Regions from separate parts of the Mus musculus genome. Here regions 2 and 3 are each linked to region 1. Evidence: chromatin loops called from intact Hi-C (ENCODE). Cell type or tissue: heart. All regions are shown on one strand.

Evidence for each region. Peaks named below come from ENCODE experiments on the same cell type or tissue, not always from the same donor. Only the 100,000 strongest peaks of a DNase experiment are listed, where the experiment ranks them.
Region 2: a loop joins it to region 1, with 2.0 times the contacts of the local background. A loop is called at or near these places in 2 of 42 quality-filtered maps.
Region 3: a loop joins it to region 1, with 6 times the contacts of the local background. A loop is called at or near these places in 8 of 42 quality-filtered maps.

Annotation. Positions count from the first base shown.
Region 1 is chr7:102,334,472-102,342,471 of GRCm38, forward strand. All of the region lies in intron 1 of Stim1 (stromal interaction molecule 1), which reads left to right. Among named protein-coding and RNA genes, the nearest start is that of Stim1, 71 kb to the left of the region's middle. In heart, no CTCF peak of the experiment used is centred here; a DNase peak (open chromatin) is centred at 3,650.
Region 2 is chr7:102,384,777-102,392,776 of GRCm38, forward strand. It overlaps Stim1 (stromal interaction molecule 1), which reads left to right. Exons shown (of 12, transcript NM_009287.5): 3 at 1,311-1,425. Among named protein-coding and RNA genes, the nearest start is that of Rrm1, 53 kb to the right of the region's middle. In heart, no CTCF peak of the experiment used is centred here; a DNase peak (open chromatin) is centred at 4,525.
Region 3 is chr7:102,262,270-102,270,269 of GRCm38, forward strand. It overlaps Stim1 (stromal interaction molecule 1), which reads left to right and starts at 5,550. Exons shown (of 12, transcript NM_009287.5): 1 at 5,550-6,284. The coding sequence starts at 6,146. In heart, a CTCF peak has its summit at 4,926; DNase peaks (open chromatin) are centred at 4,532, 4,992 and 5,642; H3K4me3 peaks cover 2,439 bases; H3K27ac peaks cover 1,421 bases; H3K27me3 peaks cover 1,614 bases.

The sequences.
Region 1 (8,000 bases):
TTCCTTCCTTCCTTCTTTCTTTCTTTCTTTCTTTCTTTCTTTCTTTCTTTCTTTCTTTCTCTTTTTTTTAAAGTTTATTTATTTATTTTGTGTATATGGGTACACTGTAGCAGAACAGATGGTTGTGAGCCTTCATGTGGTTGTTGGGAATTGAATTTTTAGGACTTCTGCTCTCTCCAGTCGGCCTCGCTCACTCAGGCCCAAAGATTTATTTATTATTATACATAAGTACACTGTAGCTGTCTTCAGATGCACCAGAAGAGGGCGTCAGATCTCATTACGGGTGGGTGTGAGCCACCATGTGGTTGCAGGGATTTGAACTCAGGACCTTCGGAAGAGCAGTCAGTGCTCTTAACCGCTGAGCCATCTTGCCAGCCCCCTCGTCTTTTTTTTTTTTTTTTTTTTTTTTTTTTTTGAGACTGGGTTTCTCTGTGTAGCCCTGGCTGTTCTGGAACTCTGTAGACCAGGCTGACTTCATACTCAAGAGATCTGCCTGCCTCTGCCCCGAGTGCTGGGATTAAAGGCGTGTGCCACCACCACATAGCTTGGTTAAGCATTTCTTTTTTCTTTTCTTTTTTCCTTTTTAAAAGATGAAGTCTCAAGGCTGATGATGTATCTTATCAGTATAATATTTGCCTAGCATGCCTGTTGGCTTGGGTTCAAATTCCCAATACTGTAAAAAAAAAAAAAAAAAAAAAAAAAAAAGACAAACATTGGTTATGGTGGCACATACCTTTGATCCTACGACAGGAAAGTGAGTGTGGAAAGACCAAGAGTTAGAAGACATAAAGTCCTATCTCAAAAAAAAAATCAAAATCAAAAGTAATAAAACAGAAATAAATTTTAGATAAACATAGTGACCTATGCTCGTGATCCCAGAATTTAGAAGGAAGTTTGAGAGTTCAGGGCTCGCCTGGGGTTCATCATGAATTCAAGATTAGCATATACAAGGAAATCTTTTCTCCAAAACTCAAGGGTTGTTGTAGAGTACTTCTCTAGCATGCACAGGGGCCTGGGTTCGATTCCTAGTATATTCATGAAATAGGGCTCACTGTGTTGTTCATGCTAGTTTTAACCCTTTGGGCTCAAATAGTTCTACAACCTAATCTCTGAGGTGTAGCTGAGACTACAAGTATAGTCTACTGTGCCCAGCTATGACAGCAGTTTTAAAACCATGCCTCCATGGTTAAATGTGTATAAAAGCTCTTCTGGTAGTCCTTAATGTAGTATAGTGCTGTGGCTAAGAACCGAACTCTAGGGCAAGACTGCCTTTTTTTTTTTTTTTTTTTTTTTTTTTTTACTGTTTTCTTATATTTAAGACTTTCTGGCTCTGCAAAGTCCAGGGAAAATTCTATTACTACTGGGAAAACCTTTAACTGGTCCTATCTCTCATGAGGTTAGAACTCTGAACTCAGGCTGGCTTAAGTACTATTTCATAAAGGTTTTTTTCAAGCCATAACCAGATTCTGTCCTGTGACCAAGATGACTTGTTCATGCTCCAGGACAGACAGACTTCAGCATCATTTTACTTACTTCTAAGAACAGGATTAAGAGCATTGTAAAGGAAAGGGCTAAGAAGGGGACTCAGTATGTAAGGAGACTTGCTAAGGAAGCAAGAGGGCCTGGGTCTGAATCCCTAGCACCCAGGTAAAATGTGGCCATGAGTGAGTGTGCTCGTAACCTCCCTGGCCATGAGTGAGTGTGCTCGTAACCTCCCTGGCCATGAGTGAGTGTGCTCGTAACCTCCCTGGCCATGAGTGAGTGTGCTCGTAACCTCCCTGGCCATGAGTGAGTGTGCTCGTAACCTCGCTGGCTATGAGTGAGTGTGCTCGTAACCTCCCTGGCCATGAGTGAGTGTGCTCGTAACCTCGCTGGCTATGAGTGAGTGTGCTCGTAACCTCCCTGGCCATGAGTGAGTGTGCTCGTAACCTCCCTGGCTATGAGTGAGTGTGCTCGTAACCTCCCTGGCCATGAGTGAGTGTGCTCGTAACCTCCCTGGCCATGAGTGAGTGTGCTCATAACCTCGCTGGCTATGAGTGAGTGTGCTCGTAACCTCCCTGGCCATGAGTGAGTGTGCTCGTAACCTCCCTGGCTATGAGTGAGTGTGCTCGTAACCTCCCTGCACTGAAGCAGGAGGACAGAGACAAATGTGCCTAGCCAGCCTAGCTCAAACAGCAAGTGTCCGGTTGGGTGAAAGATTCTGCCTTCAAAAATAAGGTGGAGAACAATAGAAAAAGAAACCTGAGATTCTCCTGTGGCCTCTGCATGCATATACAGGGTGCACACATGTGTACACACACACACACACATACACACACACACAAACCACACATAGATACAGACATACACAGATAAGCATTGCAAAAACGAGAAAAGGAAGAAAGGAGAACAGAATCAGGAATGGTGTTGAGCATTTCTACATATCTTCTCCTTGAGATCCAATCTACTAAATTCCTGACCACACAGATGTTGGAAGCAAGGATGGAACTGGGCTATTGGGATATTGGTCTATCTCCAGAGTCTCTTTATGTAACACTTGCTATTCTAGAATTCAATATGTAGACCAGGTTGGTCTTGAATTCCCTGAAATCTGCCTGCCTCTGTCCAGCAAATGCTGGGGTTAAAGGCTCTGTCTTCAGAATATTGACAAGAATGACTATATATTGGTATCTACATGGTTACCAACCGCAGAGTTAATTTGTAGGGCAATTCTGTGATAACAGCTCTCCACCTTATTCTTCTCTGCTGGCATTCTTTTTTTCCCCTTATTTTATTTTATTTATATAAAAAATAAAATAAAATTGTGAGTCATCATGGTTGCTGGGAATTTAATTCGGGCCCACTCGCTCTGGCCCCTCTCGTTCTAGCCCCTCTCGCTCTGGCCCAAAGGTTTTATTAATTATTATACCTAAGTAAACTGTAGCTGTCTGTAGATACATCAGAAGAGGGCATCAGATCTCATTACGGATAGTTGTGAGCCACCGATGGTTGCTGGGATTTGAACTTAGGACCTTCATAAGAAGGCCAGTGCTCTTAACCATTGAGCCATCTCTCTAGCCCCTCTGCTGGCATTCTTATAAAGCTGTTTGGTCATGGCTGAGCCTGCTGCTGCTTCTTTCTCCTTTTTACTTGAATAGTCTCAGGATGTAGCCCTCATTAGTGTGGATCTCCCTATGTAGACCAGGCCAGCTTGGAACTCCAGAAATCTACCCATCTCTGAATGCTGGGGTTATAGGTGCGGGCCACCACACCTGGCTGCTTGACTTGTTTTCTTCCTTTTAGATTGTCCAATATACAAAATGCAAATGGAGCCTTCTCAATTCTTTCCAAGATGGAGAATGGAAGAAACAGGCTAAACAGAGGGTTATTCTAAGAGGATAGAAAGACAAATTCTCTTATCTTCCAGTATCAAGGCCAAAACAAACAAACAAACAACAACAAAAAGTAACAGTTAAACTTTCTGTCTTTTCAGATGAGGAAGCTGAAGTATGACAGAGGAGGTCACATAGCTGAAACTGAAACCCTTCCTCCTGGTTCCTAATTTGGCACTCATTTTGTTTTACCTTGTAACAAGTTGTGGAGACGCCAGTAGAGTATGACCTGCCAGGTCTGTCACTAAGTACAAAACCCAGCGGCTGTAAACACAGGAAATGGGCTGGGACGAGGTTCAGAGGGAGCAGGAAACTTTGCCAAGTTAGAAGTGTTCAAGGGTTTCCTGTCCATGCTGTTAGCTGTCAGAAATCTCCAGAAAGGAAAAAAAATAAAAAATAAAAAAACAAACCACTAAGAATGAGAGTATATTTAGGTTAGATTTGGTTTCTATCTAGGCCAACCTACTTGTTTTACTAATACAGATACCAAGAGTCCCCCCAGAAGAAAAAACTTGCTTAAACTAACTTACTTTCTCCCTCTCCCTCTCCCTCTCCCTCTCCCTCTCCCTCTCCCTCTCTCTATTTCTTTCTTTCTTCCTTGGTTTTTTGAGACAGGATTTCTCTGTGTAGTCCTGGCTGTCCTGGAACTCACTCTGTAGACCAGGCTGGCCTCGAACTCAGAAATCCTCCTGCCTCTGCCTCCCAAGTGCTGGGATTAAAGGCGTGCACCACCACTGCCTGGCAAATTTGCTTAAACTTGAACACAGAATTTATGGACACTTAGAAACCACTGATTTAGTTAACATTCCTCATTTTAAAGATGAGAAGTCTAAGACTCAGAGAAAAAGCACCTTACCCGCGCGCCTGCGTATTCAGACTGTGGCAGAGCCAGTCCTGGGTCCAAGTCTTCCACTTCTCAGCAGCATGCCTCCACTGCTCAGAGAAAACATAGCCTGGAACTGTCACCAGGAATGCTGTTTTAGCCCTGGGAAAGGTACAGCAGGTCAGGAAACTGGATTACAAGCAGGATATGTTAGCAGCTAATAAAGAATGGCGAGGACCAAACAGTCAGCCTAAAGAGGTATGATGAAGGCACTCTTGTTTAAGACACGTGGAAAAGTAAGAGGAAATAAATAAATAAATAAATAAACAAACAAACAAATGAATAGTGGCTCTTATAGGAACTCAGAATCCAAGCAAGAACAAACACGGCAGGCAGATAGCAAAGGCTAAAACAATGCTTGCTGGGCATCGGCAGTGCAGGCCTGTGATCCCAGGGTTTGGGAGTAGACGGAGGAGGATGGGTAAGTCAAGGCCATCTTCAGCTACATAGCAAGCTTGAAACCAGGCTGTTCTACACAAAACTGTTGAAAGTGAAAAGAAGAGAAAAACAGGAAGAGAGAGGGAGGGAGAAGAGGAGGTAGTAGAAAGAGAGACAGGCAAGACAGAAATGTTAAAGATAATTCCAATATTCTGTTTCCTTCCTGTCATAGACTAAATATTCAGAAAATACCATCTCACAAATATCTCTGGGGTTCAGCAGTGCACTGTGTGGGTAATACAGTGACTAGTGGATTCCTGGGTCCCATCTGTCACACAGCAGTCTGGTGTGCAGAGGGATGACATTAACACCATTTGCTTCTCACCCAGCCCCTCAAGGCAAAGATTGTGACTTCATTTAACATATAAACTAAGATTTAGACAAATCTCTTGCTCGTGGTCCTAAAATTGCTACTGAATATGGCCAGTCTAGTATTCAAATGCATAGACTCTTATTCAAGAAATTTTTACCAGTTTGACAGCTTGTGGGCATCGGAAGTATAATGGTGTAATGGATGTGGTCGTTGAACTAAAGGAATCTAATTAGAAAAATACAATTAAATAATAGTTGTTATTTATTGTTTCTGCTTTTTTTTTTTTTTTTTTTTGCTTGTTTTTTGTTTTTTTTTCGAGACAGGGTTTCTCTGTGTAGCCCCGGCTGTCCTGGAACTCACTTTGTAGACCAGGTTGGCCTTGAACTCAGAAATGCGCCTGCCTCTGCCTCCCGAGTGCTGGGGTTAAAGGAGTGCGCTACCTCGTCCGGCTCGTTTCTGCTTTTTGAGATAGGGTCTTATGTGGCTCAGACTGGCCTTGAAACTCCTGAACTTTCTGCCTCGATTTCCTGAATGCTGGGATTCCAGATGGGCGTTACTCTGACTAACTTAATAATTTTCTATTATGATACTATATAGCACTTTTTCTTACATAGGGTCTTATGTAGGCCAGCACTGTGTATGTGAGGATGATCATTTGATGAATTTATTTGATGTGAATTTTGTATATGATGACAATCTGTTTTTTTTAAATCAAATCATAGGGTATGATTGTGTAAGTTGTAGGGAAAAGAGGAATAGATGGAAAGTTGTGTTTTATTTGTTCCTTGATATTTTTCCATTTATTCTATTTTTTTAAAGATTTATTTATTTATATGTAAGTATACTGTCACTGTCTTCAGACACCCCAGAAGAGGGCATCAGATCTCATTACAGATGGTTGTGAGCCACCATGTGGTTGCTGGGATTTGAACTCAGGACCTTTCGAAGAGCAGTCAGTGCTCTTAACCACTGAGCCATCTCTCCAGCCCCCCCACTTATTCTATTAAAAAAATTTTATTGGAAATAGATTTTTTTCATGCAATATATTATAATCATGGTTTCCCCTTTCTCCAACTCTTCTCAGATTCTCTCCATCTGCTTAGCTATCCAACTCTGACTGCTTTTTCTCTCTTTAGAAAATCAACAGGCTGGGCTCTCTCTCTGGAGAGAGGTCCTGAGTTCAGTTCCCAGCAACCACATGGTGGCTCACAACCATCTGTAATGGGATCTGATGCCCTCTTCAGGTCTGTCATGATAGTGGCAGTGTACTCATGAAATAAATCTTTAAAAAAAAAAAAAAGGAAGAAAAGAAAATCAACAGGCAAATACAACAAACAAAGCAGAATAAAAAAGAAAGAAAGAAAACACACACACATATAGGCACACATACACACACCCATAACAACACAAAATCAGAATCTATAATATATACACAAATGACATGGAAGGTAAAATATGCTCAAGGCAATATGAGACACACACAAAAAAAAATCTCCCCCAAAAACATTGAGTTCATTTTGTATTGGCCTTCTACTGCTGGGCATGGAACCTGCCCCTAAGTGTGGTTTATATAACTAGTGAGCCTCCAATGGAGAAACTTAATTTTTCCTTTACAAGTGGTTGTGATTGGAGATGGCTTCTTTGCTTGGGGTTGTAGCTCATGTCCACCTCCTCTACTCTGCTCTGGGACCCATTTGTCTTGGGCCTTATGCAAGCTCCTGTAGTCAGTGGAAGTTCAGATGTGCACCAGTCCTGTTGTGTTTGGAAGACACTGTTTCCTTGGTGTTATCCATCCTCTCTGACTCTTACAGTCTTTCAGCCTCGTCTTCTATATAGTTCCTGAGCCATGAGAGGAGGGGTTTGATGTAGCCATCCTATTTAGGTCTCTCACTCTCTGCACATTGTCCATTTGTGCATGCTCACAGTCATCCATTGGACGGAGCACAGGGTCCCCAATGAAGGAGCTAGAGAAAGTACCTAAGGAACTGAAGGGGTTTGCAGCCCCATAGGAGGAACAACAATATGAACTAAGCAGTTCTCCCAGAGATCCCAGGGACTAAACCACCAATCAAAGAAAACACATGTCGGGACTCATGACTCTAGCTGCATATGTTGCAGAGGATGGCCCAGTTGGTCATCAGTGGGAGGAGAGGCCCTTGGTCCTGCGAATGTTCTATGCCCCAGTATAGAGGAATGCCAGGGCCAGGAAGCAGGAGTGGTGGGTTGGTCAGCAGGGGGAGGGGGAAAGGGATAGGGATTTTTGGAGGGATAACTAGGAAAGGGGATAACATTTGAAGTGTAAATAAAGAAAATATCTAATAAAAAAAAGAGCTCAGTTGAATTAAAAAATATGTATTTATTTGCAGTAGTGGGAGCTAACCCAGGTCCTGGTGTCTCTTTATTACTTAAGTATATCCTTAGCTCTTTTTAAGAGAAAATGAGTCTCAAGAGGAGAACCTAAGAGGTTGTTAACCTCAGTGGTTAACAGCGCTTTTTTTTCTTCCAGAGGACTCAGATTTTTCAGCATCTACATGGGAACTCACAACCATATGTAACTCCAGTTCCATTGTTTTGACCCTCTGACTACCACAAACACTAGGCACATGCATGGTACACATACATACATTCAGGCAAAATATTCATAAAATAAAAATACATAATTATTAAAATAAAAGAATGAGCTAATTGGCAGGCAGAACTCTGATTTTTTGATGAACTTTTTAAAGCCAGTCTGATCTACATAAGAGTTCCAGGCCAGTTAGAACTACATAGTGAGACCTGTCTGAAAAACAAAATAAAACAAAATTAAAATACTAACTCAAGACAAGCTAATTTTAGTTTTATCCATGGACTGTGGTTTGCTTGCATAATCTTAAATAGAAAATTGTTTTATATTTTATAGCTACAAAAAATAGTTCCTCCAAAAGGTTAAGCAATTACTTGGGCTAGTATGATAAATGAAAGAATCCTGCAGTACAATTAAGAATGGCCCTTT
Region 2 (8,000 bases), 50 kb after region 1:
GCGGACAGCACATGCACTTGGGGAGGGGCAACTGCTGTTTGGCTCAGCCATCTTGTTGTGCCTGTGTGTGAACCCAGGAGTGGAGCAAAGAGGACAAGGCTTGAGCCCTTCATTAGCTCCTTAAGCACCAACTCTTGGGCCTGCAGGTTCCTTTTCCACACTGATATTGGCAATTGATATTATCCTCAGTTTCAAGTAGAACATGATTCCCTCCACATTTCAGGGCTGGAAAAATGGTAGTTAAAGGAATACATTGCTCTTCTAGAGGTCTCCTGAGTTGTTAATTCCAGCTCAGGGGGATCTGATGTCTCTGCTCTCTCATGTACTCAAGTACACACAGAGATATAAATTTAAATTACATTTGAAATAGAACAGTTTACATAAAACTTCATTAGTTCTCATTCTCCCTTCCTTCCTTCCTTCCTTCCTTCCTTCCTTCCTTCCTTCCTTCCTTCCTTCCTTCCTTTCTCTCTCTTTCTCTCTCTCTCTCTTTCTCTCTCTTTCTTTCTCTTGAGTCATTGTTTTTCTTTCTTCTTCCTTTCTTTCACTCTTTCCTCTCCCTATTTTTACTCCCCTCCCCACAAAAAAGAGTCCAGAGTCATCCTCAGGTACATACGACATTCCAGGTTAGCCTGGGCTTTATAAGACTTTGACTATATTAAACAACCAAACAAAAAACACCAACCAGACAAACTAGAGTTGGAGCTACTGGGAACCTAGCTCAGTTGGTACAGTGCCTGTCACACAGTTGTGAGGACCCGAGTGTTAATCCCCAGCATCCATATAAAAAGTCGAGCACTGCAGCACATATCTGTAACTTCAGGGCTGCTGTGGGTGGACAGGTGGATTTTGGGGGCTTGCTGGCCAGTCAGCCTAGCCAGATTAGTATTTTCCAGGTTCAGTGAGACCCTGTCTCAAAAGGTAAGGTGAATGTTGCCTGTGACATTTGCAAATGTACATGTGTGCACAGGCATGCACAGACAGACTGCACATTTTTTTAAACATTAACTCTTCTTTGTTTCCCTTGTGGCTTGTTGAGTCCACTGTCACTCTTTCAATACATAATAATAATAATAATAATAGTGAGGGAAGAATTCAAACATACTTGTCTTTTTTATATGAAACATGTAACTAAGTGAAAAATTGTTTTTACCAGCAACTGAGGCATTCACATAGAAAGATACAGGAGTGGGGTTTATAAGTAGTGCATTGGAACTGTGTTATATATAGCTGGAGACAAGTGACTTGTGGAGATCTTGGTGGGCTGGTTCACAAGTATCTCCTGTGACTTGTGTGCTTTTCTCTTACAGTTCCTAAGGGAAGACCTCAATTACCATGACCCAACAGTGAAACATAGCACCTTCCATGGTGAGGATAAGCTTATCAGCGTGGAGGACCTGTGGAAGGCGTGGAAGTCATCAGAAGGTAACAGGCAGCCGGGTTGTTGGTTGTGGTTGTTAAAGGTTTAGAGAGAGAGAGAGGATGAATAGATACTGTCCTTAGAAGGACATGGACAACAAAAAATGCTTAACAAGAAGTAAGTTACTGAAATCATTCTATAGAGTCATGGAATAAGACCAAATTACAGTCATGCTGGGAAAGGGATTTGAAGTTGTCCTTCATTAGGATGTCTTGAATTCCAGCCTATCGACTTCTGTCCTCACACTAATCCTCCATAGAAATCTACCAGCTTGCCATGTCCTCCCCAGGGATGAGGAGCTTGCCGTTCTCTGTTCTCTGTTCTGTACTCTCTGCCTACTCCACCTCTTCTGAGTCCCAATGATCCACAGGTTGAGTGGCAGTAAAGGTGGATCCGGTCCTGAATCTTCTGCCTTCACCACTCCTCTCTGCCAAGTTACATATTCCTTCATCTTTGAATAAAAATATTTCAGGCTCTTTCTGATTTAGATGTCCTTTTTGTAAATATTTTTATAATATTTTTCTTAGCTCCTTGAGCTGGGCTCAGAGTCCTAAATGTGGTTTGATTTACATAGAGCTGAACTGTGTTGCCAACTTCTGGGCTCTGGGCCCTGGGAATAGATACTGTCACTTCCTGATTAAGTGCTAGTGCCCTCAGTGGTCTCATTACTGACTCATGTTGAATTTATCAGTGAAAATTTTAGACCCTTCGAGTAATAAAGCTCCTACATCCTACAAACTTGTTTCCCTCCACTGGAACATTTTATTTAGAATCCTGAGTAAAAGACCAGGTTTAGTTTATGACACTTGACAGGAAAGAAAGTGATAGATCTTTAGCGTCCTTTTTTACCTCTATGGCCAGAGCTTCCTTAGATCTCAGTAGGATTGGAAGCTTATAGTTCAGTTGGTGAGTGGTTTGCGTCTCATGAACAAAGCCCTGAATTTGCTTTCCAACACTGGAAGCCAGCTGTGGTAGTGCACATCTGTGATCCCAGCTCTTGGGAAGTGGAGGCAGGAGGACCAGAAGTTTAAGATCATCCTCACTAAGTTCAAGGGCAGTCTAGGGTCTGTGAAACCCAGTCTCTAAGACAGGTAAGTGGCTAGGTAGACAGACAGACAGACAGACAGACAGACAGACAGACAGATATTGGAAACAGCGTTTTCCCAAGGTCTTATAGAGGAGATGTGTCCTAGTTTACTTTCTCTTGTTGTGACCAAAATCAACTTGGGGAGGAAAGGGTTAATTTGGCTTCTAGTCCATCATCAGGAGAAGCCAAGGCAGGACCTGAAGCAGAGTCTGTAAAGGAATGCTGCTTACTGGCTTGCCCTTCATGGCTTGTTCAGTTTGCTTTCACGGACCATTCAGGACCTCCTGCCTTGGGGGCATCACTCCGGTGGCCTGTGCCCTCCCACATCAATCACTAATTTAAAAATGATCCAGAAGCCCACCTGCAGGCTGATGTTATGGAGACAGTTTTCTCAATTGAGGTTCCCTCTCCTAAGACAATTCTAGCTGTATCAAGTTGACCAAAAAACAAAACAAAAACAAACAAACAAACAAACCAAAAAAACAAAAACAAAAACCCAAACAAACAAACAAAAACAAAAAACTCAAAAAAACCCTGACCAGTATAAGGTGTTAAGAAAGGTTAAACTTGAGTTATCCAGGACTTCAGAATTTTGAGTGTCTCCTTATTTTGCCCATGTTGGCCTCAGACTCTTGGATCTTAGCTTTGTAAGCATCTGGGATTATAGGCACCTGCCACTGTTTCTAATTTTCCTTGTTTTTAGATGAGGAAACTTAGGACTTGGCTTATAAAATTATGTGTTCATTGTCATGCACTTAGGAGAGCCAGGACTAGATGTAGATCTTCTGATCCTTGTCGATCAGTGCACTTCCTTGTCAGCTGATGGCAGACAACACTACTTGTAATAGAATGAGGCTGTTTCTATTTTTATTCAGAGTCTTACCTGCAACGATAGAATTTCAATCAGAGAGGAAACATGCCTATGTAGGTAGAGAGCATTAGATTCAGTAGATTCGCAGCAGGAAATGGAGCAGCTGCTGCCACTTAAGTGTCTCATCAGTTTAAGAGCAGGTAAAGGAGCATGTCGGAGAAAGCTTTCTGGGACACACACACACACACACACACACACCACACACACATACACACACATATACACACACATACACATACACACACACACACACACCACACACACACACATACACACACATATACACACCACACAAACACACACACATGCACACACATATACACACACCACACACACACACACACACCACACAAAACACACACACATATACACACACACACACCACTATACACACACACACACTACATACACATATACACACTACACACACACATACACACACATATACACACACACCACACACACACACACACACACACACACACACACACACACACACCCTCCCGCAGTTAAATGTATCTTTACAGCAATGCAGGCTGTCTACTGAAGAGAGATGAAGCAATGACATGAACTTTAATATTGATGTTATATTAGAATTGCCAGGGAAAAATCTTCTAGCAGTCTGTTTATTTTTATTTTTATTTTCTAATAGCATGGTGATAAGGTGCTTAGTTTTTAAGAGTAGATTTTATAAGTATGAACTTAGAATGCAAGAGGTGAGGAGCATGTTCATGGCCTTCCTACAAGCTCAAACAAATGTGACTGAGAAAGGAGAGTAGCGGAGGGAAGGCAGCGATGGAGGACTGAATCCTAGTGCGAGCGAACAGCCCAGGCCATTTTCTGATCAGAACTTTATTTCTGGACTTAGCAACTATTTGGAACACTTCCAGTGTATTTCAAATTACAGGAACATGGAAGACAATGGAGTACGTTTTTAAGAAGGGGCTGAGACTCATTTGCCCTTATCAGTAGAACATAGAACCTCACTGCCATGGAGTCATAGACGGTACCTTTTCAGGACTGGTTGACTGGAGGTTTGCTAGACTAAAAGTAAGAATCTTCTGTGCCCAATAATTTGCCTCATTATTTAGGGCAAGGCTCCTATTCTCTCTAGAGTGAGTTCCCAGAGCTATGAAAGGCGTGTGCTATTCTGGCATTAATTCAAACTGGCTGGCCTGAACATAGCTAACTGGTGTAGATATCAGCTTTAGTCATTTATGTTCAGAACATTGGCAGGCTAATGAGAGTCACGCCTTTTTGTGTGATTAATGTTGTTAACATTCTCGGACTAATGTTGGAAATCAGTGTTTGTTTTTCCTTGTGTTTTTTCTCTCTGTCTCTGTGTCTCTGTCTGTCTCTGTCTCTCTGCTTTTCTCTCTGTCTCCCTCTCTCCTTCTTTCTCTCCCCCACTTTTCCTGTGTTATTTAGATCTTAGCAGAAAAGTCTTCATCAACCAGCTCTGGGTTTTAATAATAAAGTCAGCAGCAAGTCAGAACCGACTCTGACACATGTATAGTACGTCACACATGCTAAGCGCTGTGCTAAGTGTTTTCTTTATGTTCTTTCATTTCTCATGATAACTTTATATGTATTGCTACTGTGGTTTTGAGTTATCTCTGTTTTCAGATGTGGAAAACGAGGCAAGGAGATTGAGTGGAACAATGGAATATAATCCTGTCACTAACTATGTGTAGTTACTTGAGATAGCACAGAGTAAGATCATGGCTCCTCACAGCTCTGCTCTCAATTCTGTCTGAAGTTGGTTATAAAGCGGGGCCTTCCCAGGCCATTTGCACTTTACCACGGACCCCACCTTCTCCTCCTCCCTCTCCCCTTTCTATTAGTTGTTGCTACATTTTTTAAAGAAAAAGAAAATTTGTTTATTCCCTCCCTCTTTCCCTCTCTTGGGGCAGCACCTCAAGTAACTAAGGCTAGTTGATCCTCCTGGTTCTCTGTCTCCCAAATGCTGGGGTTACAAGCCTGTGGCACCTGATGCACGCACTCACTCCCCCTTCATACCACCGAGTTGTCCCCCTCCCCACCCCCCAGCCCACCCCCATGCTAGAGCTCAAATTCAGGCCCTCACATGTGCCAAGCTTGCTACCTGCATGGAGCCAGCCGCAAAGCCCCTAGTAAGTTTTCTTCCTGATGACTGAATCAAAATTGTCATCTATGTTGTGACCTAATACTTAACAGAGTCATTTTATGTCTTATTTTAAATATATACTAGAAGAAGGAAGGTCTTACTTGGGAAATTACACCCTCTCTGATCCTCCTTCCGCTGTGCTCTTATGTAAATCTGTGCTGCTGCCATAACTTGATTTCAGCAGCTTTTCATGGGAGCTAATGAGATGATATTGATATAAATTACAAACATTTATAGTTTATTGTAGTCTCTGTTTTACCATATGTATACATTTGTGAAGCCACTGCACAGTAAAGGCAGCCTGTATTCATTACCTCATATCTTCTGTCATCTCTCCTCCCCCTCAATGACTACTGAACTACCTTCTGACCAGTTCAGTTCACACTTGCTAGCATTTTATTTAAATAGAGTTATATGATATATACCCTTTAAAATTTAGTCTCTTTCATTTAACATAATCATTTTGAGATTCATATTTTACATGTATGAGTAGCTCATCTTTTTTTATTACTGAGTATTAATACAATGAAGAGATATACTTCAATTGTTTTGTCCATTTACTTCTTGTTAGACATTTGAGCTACATAAGTTTCTATTACAAATAAAGCTGAAGTGACCGTATGAGTCACATGCATATTCTGTGTCTTAGGAAAACATGTAGGAGTGGAATGACTAGATCGGATGGCAGGTATCAAGAAACTATCAGTGTTAGATATTCCCATCAGTAGTGTATGAGACCCTCCGCTCCCAGTCTCCTTGTAAATATTAGTTGTCACCAGTCTGTTAAATTTTAGCATGGTGTAGTAGTACTAGTGATACTGGGCATCTTTTCATGTACATAAGTTGTCAGTCATATATCTTCTTTTGTGGAGTATCTTTTAAATCTTAGGCATTTGTTTGCTTTAAGATAACATCTTATAGTTCAGGCTTGCCTCAAACTGCCATGTAGCCATGACTGGTTTTCAACTCCTGATCATTCTGCTTTCACTTCCTGAGTAAGAGCTGGGATTGCAGGCATAAATCACCGTGTCCCATGACTGTGAAATAGTTCATCCCCCCTTTTTTCCCTAGCTTTTAAATATGAGGGCTGAAATCACTGATTTGAATCCTTTCTTCATCATCTTCTTTTTCATATGTCTGTGCATGATAGGAATCTATATGCATGTTTGTATATATATGTATGTGGGTATATGCATTAAGTGTGTAGAGGCCCAAGGCTGACATTTTAAGTCTTCCTCGGTCATTCTTCACCTTGTTCATTGAGTCAGTGTCTCAGTGCTCACTTAAAACTCACTATGTATTACAGGCTTGCCCCAGAAATTTGTAGTCTCTGCCTTTTGAATGCTAGGATTACCTGTTATCTGGCCTGAAACTTTCTATATAGCCAGGGCCCTCAAACTCCATGATTTTCCTGCCTCAGTTTCTCTAGTGCTTACATTATGGTTGCACACTATCACATTCAGTTGAAACCTTTACTGGTTTATAAATATTTTTTCCTTTTTATGTCTTAACTTATAGTCTGTTCATGTGCACATGCTCATCTGTACAAATATTCTATTGGCTAGTGTAAAAATGCCAATCAAGGCATTGGCTGATGATATTAAGTCTACTTAACCTTGGTTATGTTTCTAGCTGCTTGGTTTATCATTTACCGAGAAAGGAACACATTTTTTCTTTTTCTTTCTCTTTTTTAATTAATCATTCCATTCGTTTACATCTCAAATGATCTTCCACTTCCCAGTTACTCCTTCACAAATCCCCATCCCACAGCCCTCTCCCCCTTCCCCTTGCCTCTATGAGGGTGCCCCCCCACCTACCCACCAGCCCTACTGCTACAGCATCCCCCTACTCTGGGACATCAAACCTCCACAGGACCAAGGGCTTCCCCTCCCATTGATGTCAGGCAAGGCCAACCTCTGATACATATGTATCTGGAGCCATGGATCCATCCCTGTACATAGTGGTCTAGTCCTTGGGAGAACTGGGCAGTCTGGCCAGCCGACATTGTTCTTTCTGTGGGGTTGCAAGCCCCTCAGCTCCTCCTGACCGGGATCCCCAAGCTCAGTCTGATGGTGGCTCCAAGCATCCATATCTGCACTGGTCAGTTGCTGGCAGAACCTCCCAAGGTACAGCCACACTAGGTTCCTGTTAGCAAGCACCTCTTGCCAACAGCAACAGTGTCTGTTGCTTGCAGACAGGATGGATCCCCAGGTGGGGCAGTCCCTGGATGGGAGCAGAGACGGAAAGGAATACATTTTGTTTGGAAGATTTTGTTTGGCTCTTGATTTCAGAAGCCTTGTTGCCTTTGGTCTGTAAGGTGTTCTATTCAGGCAGAGATCACTTGGCAGGGAAACTGTTTACTTTGCGGTGACTGGAAAGCAAAGAGGGAGTGCATGATAAAGTGATCTGGGCTTCTAATATCCATAAATGACCAAACTTCCCTCTGCTAAGTCACACCTACAGGTTCCAGGTATAG
Region 3 (8,000 bases), 72 kb before region 1:
GGCTTACAGGCTTGCTCCACCAGACCCATTGAGACCAAAACTTTCTGTGTCAAGCTGGTGCACTTACACTCCTGTAGAGATCATGGGGCAGTTAAGAAAAGTGATCTAGTTATTTTTTAAGAGAAACTTTGTCCAAGATGCATTTCTTTGCTCTTTCATGCTTGACTTCTTAACAAAACTGGAGTGGCTTAGGCTGATGTGATAAACAAGGCCAGAGTGGTTAACACAGGCTATAGGTGTATTTTAAATTGCCTATACAAGGTTGATTTTCCTGATACTGAGTATCAAAGTCAAGTGTCACACAAGCAAAGCATGTGCTGTACCACTGCATTACATATTTTATCCCTCGCCTTGCGCGAGTGTGTGTGTGTGTGTGCGTGTGTGTGTGTGCATGTGTATATGTGTGTGTGTGTGTGTGTGTGTGTGCATGTGTATGTGTGTGTGTGTGTGTGTGTGTGTGTATGTATGTGTTTGTAGATCAGAAATCAGATTTGGGTGTCATTCTTCAGGAGTCATCCACTGTGGGTTTTGTTTGTTTGCTTGTTTGTTTTGTTCATTGAGACAAGGTCTCTCATTAGCCAGGAGCTTGCCAAATATGCTAGTTTGGCTGGCTTAATGAGTCCCAGGAATCCACTTGTTTTTAACGTCCCTAGCAGCACTGTTACAGGCACACTAACACACCAGATCCTCGTGCTTACACTAAGGATCCATAGCTGGGCTTTAAAGTTAGTTGCATGTAAAGGAACACAAGAAGAACATGAAGCACAAGTTATTTTCACAATACTTAAAGACATTGGAGCTGGAGAGATGGCTCAGTGGTTAGCACACACCACCTCCTCTTTGGTTAAGAGGGTCTGAATTCTTAGCATCCACATCAGGTGGCTCAAAAAACTACTGGAACTCCAGCTCCAGGGAGTCTGATGCCCTCTTGTGACCTCTGTGAGTACTTGCGTGCATCTGGGCGTGCACACACAGAGGCACACACATGTACAATAGCAGTCATAGTAGCAGTAGTAGCACTTACCTGCTTTCCCAGATATGGAAACTCAAGTTATGGTAGCAGGGGACTGCATTCATGATTTCCTCTTAAAGTTTCTTTTTCTTTTTCTTTTAAGATTTTGATACATATAGTTCAGGCTAGCCTCAAATTCACTGTGTTGCTGAGGCCGGCCTTGAACTCCTCATTCTTCTGCTTCTACCGCCCCAGTGATGGATTATGTATGACCTCTTTTTCTTTCTGAGACAGGTTCCACTATGTGGCCCAGGCTGATCTCAAACTCCTGATCTTTCTGCTTCAGCCTCCAAAGGGGCTGGCAGGTTGCTAGGATTACACTCATGCAGACATTAATTGAGACAGGCTCTACCTCTGTACCAGATGGCCTAGAACTCACTGAGTAGCTAGGCCTGGCATTGAATTTAGGGTTCAGTGCCTTAGGGTTTCCATTGTTATGAAGAGATACCATGACTATGGCACTCCTTTTTTTTTTTTTTTTTTCCTTTTGGTTTTTTGAGACAGGGTTTTTCTGTGTAGCCCTGGCTGTCCTAGAACTCACTTTGTAGACCAAGCTGGCCTCGAACTCAGAAATCCACCTGCCTCTGCCTCCCAAGTGCTGGGATTAAAGGCGTGTGCCACCACTGCCCCACCGACTATGGAAACTCTTATAAAGGAAAACATTTAATTGGGGCTGGCTAACAGTTTCAGAGTAAGTTACAGATCATCTATTATCATCATGTCGGGAAGCATGGCAGCATTCCAGGCAGACATGGTGTTGTAGATCTTGATCTGAAGGCAAGCAGGAGACTCTTCCTCAGACAGCCAGGAGGAGACTCTCTTCTATATTAGGCAGAGCCTGAGCATAAGCCCCTCAAAGGCCACCCCAGGGTGATAAATTTCTTCCAACAAGGCCACACCTCGTAATCGTGACATGGATAGGCAAACAACCACTTTTATTTATTTATTTATTTATTTATTTAATTTTAAGAATTATTTATTTTATGTATATGAGCACACTGTCGCTGTCTTTAGACACACCAGAGGAGGACATCAGATCCCATTACAGATTGCTGTGATCCACCATGTGGTTGCCCAGGAATGAACTCATGATCTCCGGAAAAGCAGTCAGTGCTCTTAGCCACTGAGCCATCACTCCAGGCCCCCGACTTTTATTTTTTATGTGCATTAGTGTTTTGTCTACATTTATGTCTGTGTGAGGGTGTTAGGTCTTGGAGTTAGAGTTGTGAGCTGCCATATTGTGTTGGGAATTGAATTCAGGTCCTTTGGAAGCACAGTTAGTGCTCCTAACTGCTGATCCATGTCTCCAGCCCCTGGTTCAACTTCTTAAATGGCATGACTTACAATGCCCAACAAAACCTACTTACTGTGTTTGTGGGGGAAGGGGATGGGGGCATTGGTACCAAACCTAGAGCCTTGTGCTTGCAAGGCAAATACTCATAAGCTATATTTCTATCCCTTTTCTACTCTAAGTTTTTCTGTGTTGTACAAATGCCAATTTTTAAAAAATTAATTACTTTTCGCCGTGCTCAGAATTGAAGCCAGGGCCTTGGCATGGGAGGCAAGCCCTGTTCCTCTCAGCTGTAACTTAGCCCTCCCAGTTCTCTGAGATTATTTTTAGTTGTGTGTGTGTGTGTATGCAGGGTGTGTGTGTGTGTGTGTGTGTGTGTGTGTGTGTGTAGGGCACTGGATCCCCCTGGAGCTGGACATTCAGGTGGTTATGGCAGACCTGATGTGGGTCCTCTGAAAGAGCTCATGCACTCTTAGCTACTGAGCCATTTCTCCAACTCCTTGATACGTTATTCTCTGCCAGTGAAATGAGCCTATTCAAGTCAAATTTAAGTATATCAAAGCAGGTTTAATGGGAAGCCACTCTCAGGTGGGTTCACTGGTCCCATGGAACGAGGCCAGGGAAGTCACCTAGGGGAGGGGGACAGAGAAGGGGGGTAAGAGGAAGAGCATTCATATGCAGGGAGAGAGAAAATGCAGGGATAGGGAGTGAGAAGGAGAGCAAGAGAGACTAAAATGTCTGCACTTAATAGGAAAGAGCACTCAGGGGAGGGGAAGCCCAGCCCCTGGGTACAGGGAGTCTTATGTCAGGTAGGCACTGAGGGATACCGGGAGAACCTGGAGGCCAGGTCCACTTTGGTATGTTAAACATTCACCTCAGCTGTTTGTCCTGGGTCTGAATCCTAAAAGGTCTCTATCCTTTTTTGGCCACAATCTGTTGATGCTGTGTCCACCTTTCTGCCCGATTGATTTCCAGTCTGTAGTCCCCACCCCTATCACTCCTACCTAAGACTTAGTCACATCATTGCCTACTTGTTCATTTTGTGACTTGAGTTTGAGAGCTGGCTCAGAACATAGGTCTGATAGAATCTAGGTCAGGGGTTCGCCTTTTGTTTTGGCCAATTTTCCAGCATATGGCTGTCATTCAATAGATATTTGTGTGATCAAATGAACTAACATTTACCAGTAAGCTTTTCACTAAGTATTTATGATGTGCAGGTGTACATCTCAGAGACCTCTGAAAACTCACAACCACACGATAGTGGGAGGAGTGGCTATATTTAGGGCCTAACTCTGTAGACTGGCTTTGAAGGTGATACAGATAGTAGCTTCCTTCCCTCCCTCCCTCCTTCCTTCTTTCCTTGCTCCCTCCCTCCTTCCTTCTTTCCTTGCTCCCTCCCTCCTTCCTTCTTTCCTTGCTCCCTCCCTCCCTCCTTCCTGTCTTTCTGTCTGCCTTTCTTTGAGACAGGGTTTCTCTGTGTAGCCCTGGCTGTCCTGGAACTCACTCTGTAGACCAGGCTGGCCTCGAACTCAGAAATCTGCCTGCCTCTGCCTCCCGAGTGCTGGGATCAAAGGCATGCGCCACCGCGCCCGGCTTGTGGTGAGCTTCTTTACCCACTAAACCATATTGTCAGCCTTAGGTTGAACCTTCTAAGGAGTTATTCAACAATATCTAGAATAACAAGAGGTTAAGTTTATTGGTGGGGAGCGGGTGGGGAAGTAGGGTGAGGAAGGTTTTCGGTAGAAGAAACAACAGACACAAATGCTCTGAAGCCTGTTTGATGTGTTTGGGAACTTCCTGAAGGTCCATGTTTAGCGTGGCGAATAGAGTGCTTGTTTATCGTGTCTGAGGTTCTGGGTTTGATATTGTAAAAGTGTACACACACACACCACAAGAAAAAAAAAAAAGGCCAGTGTGATGGGAGATTAACAGAGTGGAGAGAGTGATAGTAGATGACGTCTGACATGTATTTTTATATCAACAGCCTAACCCTTAAGCCAGGCAGCTGTTGGGCAAATCCGTGTTCTGGTCTTCAAAGGGCTCACTCATAACAGGAGCTGGTTTATCACTGTCAGAAGAGGGACTGGGCCTAATCCAGTCTCCTGCCTCCGGTGCCAAGGACAGGGGTAGGGCACGGAGGTTTCGGTAAAGATCTGCTGACAGTACGCTTGAGAAGAGAACAGGAAGTATAGGCTTTGCTAAAGGAAGCCTGGGCGGGGTTCTCTGTTTTTGGGGCACTTATTCTCAAGTCGCTACCATCTCCTCTAACGGAATCAGAGAGATAGGAGAATGAGATGGGAGGAACCATCACGGGCTTTACCCCACAAACCTCAAGAGGGTGGGGCCTGAGAGGTGGGTTGCAAGAGCTACACAAGGGCATAGGATGTAGATCAGGGACGGGCAGGGTGTTAGGAAAGCAGATAGACCTGTTAGGCTACGTACAGGTGACGTTTTACCTACAGTGGGATGGGCATTTCATTCTGCTTTTTGGAACAATTTCTTCTTTAAACACTTGTAGCCTCTAAAGGGCTTGACTAGGGGCTTCCCTTCCCTTCAGTAACCCTCTAGAAAGGGTCAGGGCCACCTAGGAACTAGTCCTTTTGCAGTACTTAGATGTGGCCACCAGGGACCGCTGCGTACGGGAGACCGGAGGCGCGGGTTATTGAGAGGCGGAAGCCGATTGGCTGCGAGGCGCGTCGAAAGGGCGGAGCCTGGGAGTCGGGAGTTGGGGGCTGGGAGCGCGCCCCTTGGCCAAACCTAGCAGGACCATAGTCACCCCAGGCGGCTCCAGGTTTGTCATCCTAGTGCGGAGTTTCTGTCCAACCTGACTTTACAGTGGAGTCCGGAGAGCAGCGCTGCGGCCCGGAGATCCGGACAGGGCAGTAGCTGTCACCGCCGCCGCAGGCCTGAGTTACCTGAGCAACTGCGTGTCAGGGGCCCGCCTGCGGGCGGGCGTTAGAGCTGGAGGCTGGGGTGCGCACGGCAGAGGCCGAGGCCCCATCCTTGTCGCGGGGCCGCGGTCCTGACGACCACCAGCGCAGGCAGGGTCCCCAAGAGACCCCGCCAGTTGCGGGGGGCTCTGGCGGGCGCTCTCCAACAGGTTATTCCGGGATAAGCCGGCTCTGGGGCGGGCCCGGGCTTCGCTGGGGGCCGGGCGGCGCGGGGCGGGCCGGCGGTAGAGCACGCCCCCGCCCACTTCGGGCCCGCCCCGTGCCGCCCTCCCGCCCTCCCGCCCTCCCGGGAGCCGCTGTCCCGGGCCTGGCCCGTGCGCGTCCGCCTGCTGCACCGGGGCACCAGGAGCCGCAGAGGTACCGGACCCGGCGGGGGCGCTGACCTCGGCCTAGGAGTCTTAGGATCCCGGAGACATCCGTGTCTGCTGGGGCCTGTAGGTCGCACGCCGAAGCCCTAGCTGCTGAGGCTCACCGCTGTTTCTCGGGGCGAGGTCAGGTGCCCCCCTTCTCTCCTCTCTTCTCTCCCTCCCCCACCTCAGTGCGGGCGGGAGATTCTGCCCGCCTCCTCCCGCAGGGGTGCAGCAGGCTGCGGAGCTGACAGCGGCCCCGCAGCCACCCTGCTCAAACTCTCCGGAAGCAGATAGAGCTCAGGCCGCCGCCGCAGCCCCGGCGGACCTACAGTTGGACCGGAGACTCCGATCCTTCTGCGTCCAAACTTGGGGCACTTGACCTTCGCTTATCGGAGGAGGTAAGCCCGCAGGTGGCTGGACAGCTGCGGCGCCGCGAGGGCATCTTGCTTTGGAACCGTCGGCTGCACTCCCTGACTCTGGGATTTGCTTCTGGGATCCAAAGGTGTCTACAGCAGGCGCATGTTGACTGAGACCTACCGTCATGGATGTGTGCGCCCGTCTTGCCCTGTGGCTTCTTTGGGGGCTCCTTCTGCATCAGGGCCAGAGTCTCAGCCATAGTCACAGTGAAAAGAATACAGGAGCTAGCTCCGGGGCGACTTCTGAAGAGTCTACCGAAGCAGGTAAAGAAGGCCTTGCGGCGGGCTGGACTGGGCTGGGGGCTTGATTGACTCAAGACTGAGTGGCCCGAAGTGGGCACGTTGGAATCTCCGCACATGTGAGATACACCATAACACTGTGTAGTCTCAGTAGTCCAAGAAGTTCTTTCGTGTAGTAGTCATGCCTAATGTTAGTATTTCCCCAGAGCAACTTTCCTTATCCCTCCTCCGGAAGGTAGTGAGAAGCCTCATGGGGACACCTTGACTTTTTAGATCAGTAAGGTTGAGGCCCCATTCAGGACTTCTTGTCTGGAAGAGTAGCCTTCTCAGATGTTAAAATTCCTTTTAGCCAGTTTTATCACTTGAGGTATAAGGGGGTGTGTGGCAATGGTGGGTTGAGGCCACTCGGGATGGGCAGGGAAGATCAGGGCAGGGCTGGGTCTGTTTTTCTACAGCTTGGTGTTCAGGTGTGCCTTTCTGTTCTAACCACCGTGAGAACCACCGTAGTCCCTCCTTTCCCTTAGGAAATCTGTCTTTTGCTTGTGCCCATGTGAAATATCAAAGCAAGTCCTTAGATGGAATCCTGTTTACCACTAGGGACTTAAATGGCCCTTTCTTGACTTCTCGGTAATAAAAAATCCTGGGACCACTTGTTGACTTAATCCGTTTCTTCTGACTGATGAGAGTAAGGATTCCATGTTATTATTTTTAATCTGTCCTTATTTTCCCTGTATACTTACAGAGCTTTGTTTAGCAGTAGTAGCTCTGGCCAATACTTTTGCAGTAGAAAGGAACCTTTAAAAAAAATACAATTAATTTACACAAAGTTTAGAAGCTCACCAGTTCTCTTTTTCTGTTTTTCACACCCTGTCACTACAATCTGCCCCAGACTGTAGCCTGAAGGGTTGGGGACAGAAGACTAGTTAGGGTGTTTGAGGATAGGCAAGTTCAGAGAGGGGATGTCTCAGTGGGTATCTGCTGATACAAGCAGGGAAAGAATATAAAATATGGCGGTGAAGTCTTTTATGGATTGCATTAGTGGTAGACTTTTTCTTGGGCTGCCCTCTTTCAGCTTTTTTGACTTGGTTGTCTGAAATTTTAGGTGTTTCAAGGGCTGATTTGTAGGTGAGGCCAGGACTGTCCCTTATACAAGCATGGAGTTAGGGCTGTTGCTTTTAGGATTGGTCATTCCTGCATCTCCATAGGAAATCTCCTAGGCCTCTGAAACTTAGCTTAAATTTGTTTCCCCCCATTGGGCTATGAATGGAAAAATTGGTTGAACTGTGAAGTAACCCTGAGTAGTCTTTCTGCAGTCCCAGTGACAGACATCCTGGTTTATAATTGATCATTTATCCTCTTGTTTTCACTTCAGAATATGTGTGTATGACATAAAATCAATCTTTCTGAGAGCTGTTTGGTATGTCAGATCTAAACTAAAAGAATGCAGCTTCGAGTTTTAGGCATTAGCAAGCCTTTAGGAAGTTGACTGTAGGTCGTGTGTGTGTGTGTGTTTTGCCTAAGGTAGAGAAGCATTCCAGCATTCCTCAGGAATCCCTCAGGATGAGTCTGTGGAGACATTCCTCAAACGTCCTATCTTTGAGGACTGACTGTTTAGATTACGCCATAAAGGCCTCTCTTTTCATCTTTATTTCCTCTTAGTTCAGAAATTGGCTTCCATCGTTGTAGTAATTATATTCCAGGGAGGAAAGTCTCAGGGACTCTATGTGTTAGGAATGCCTA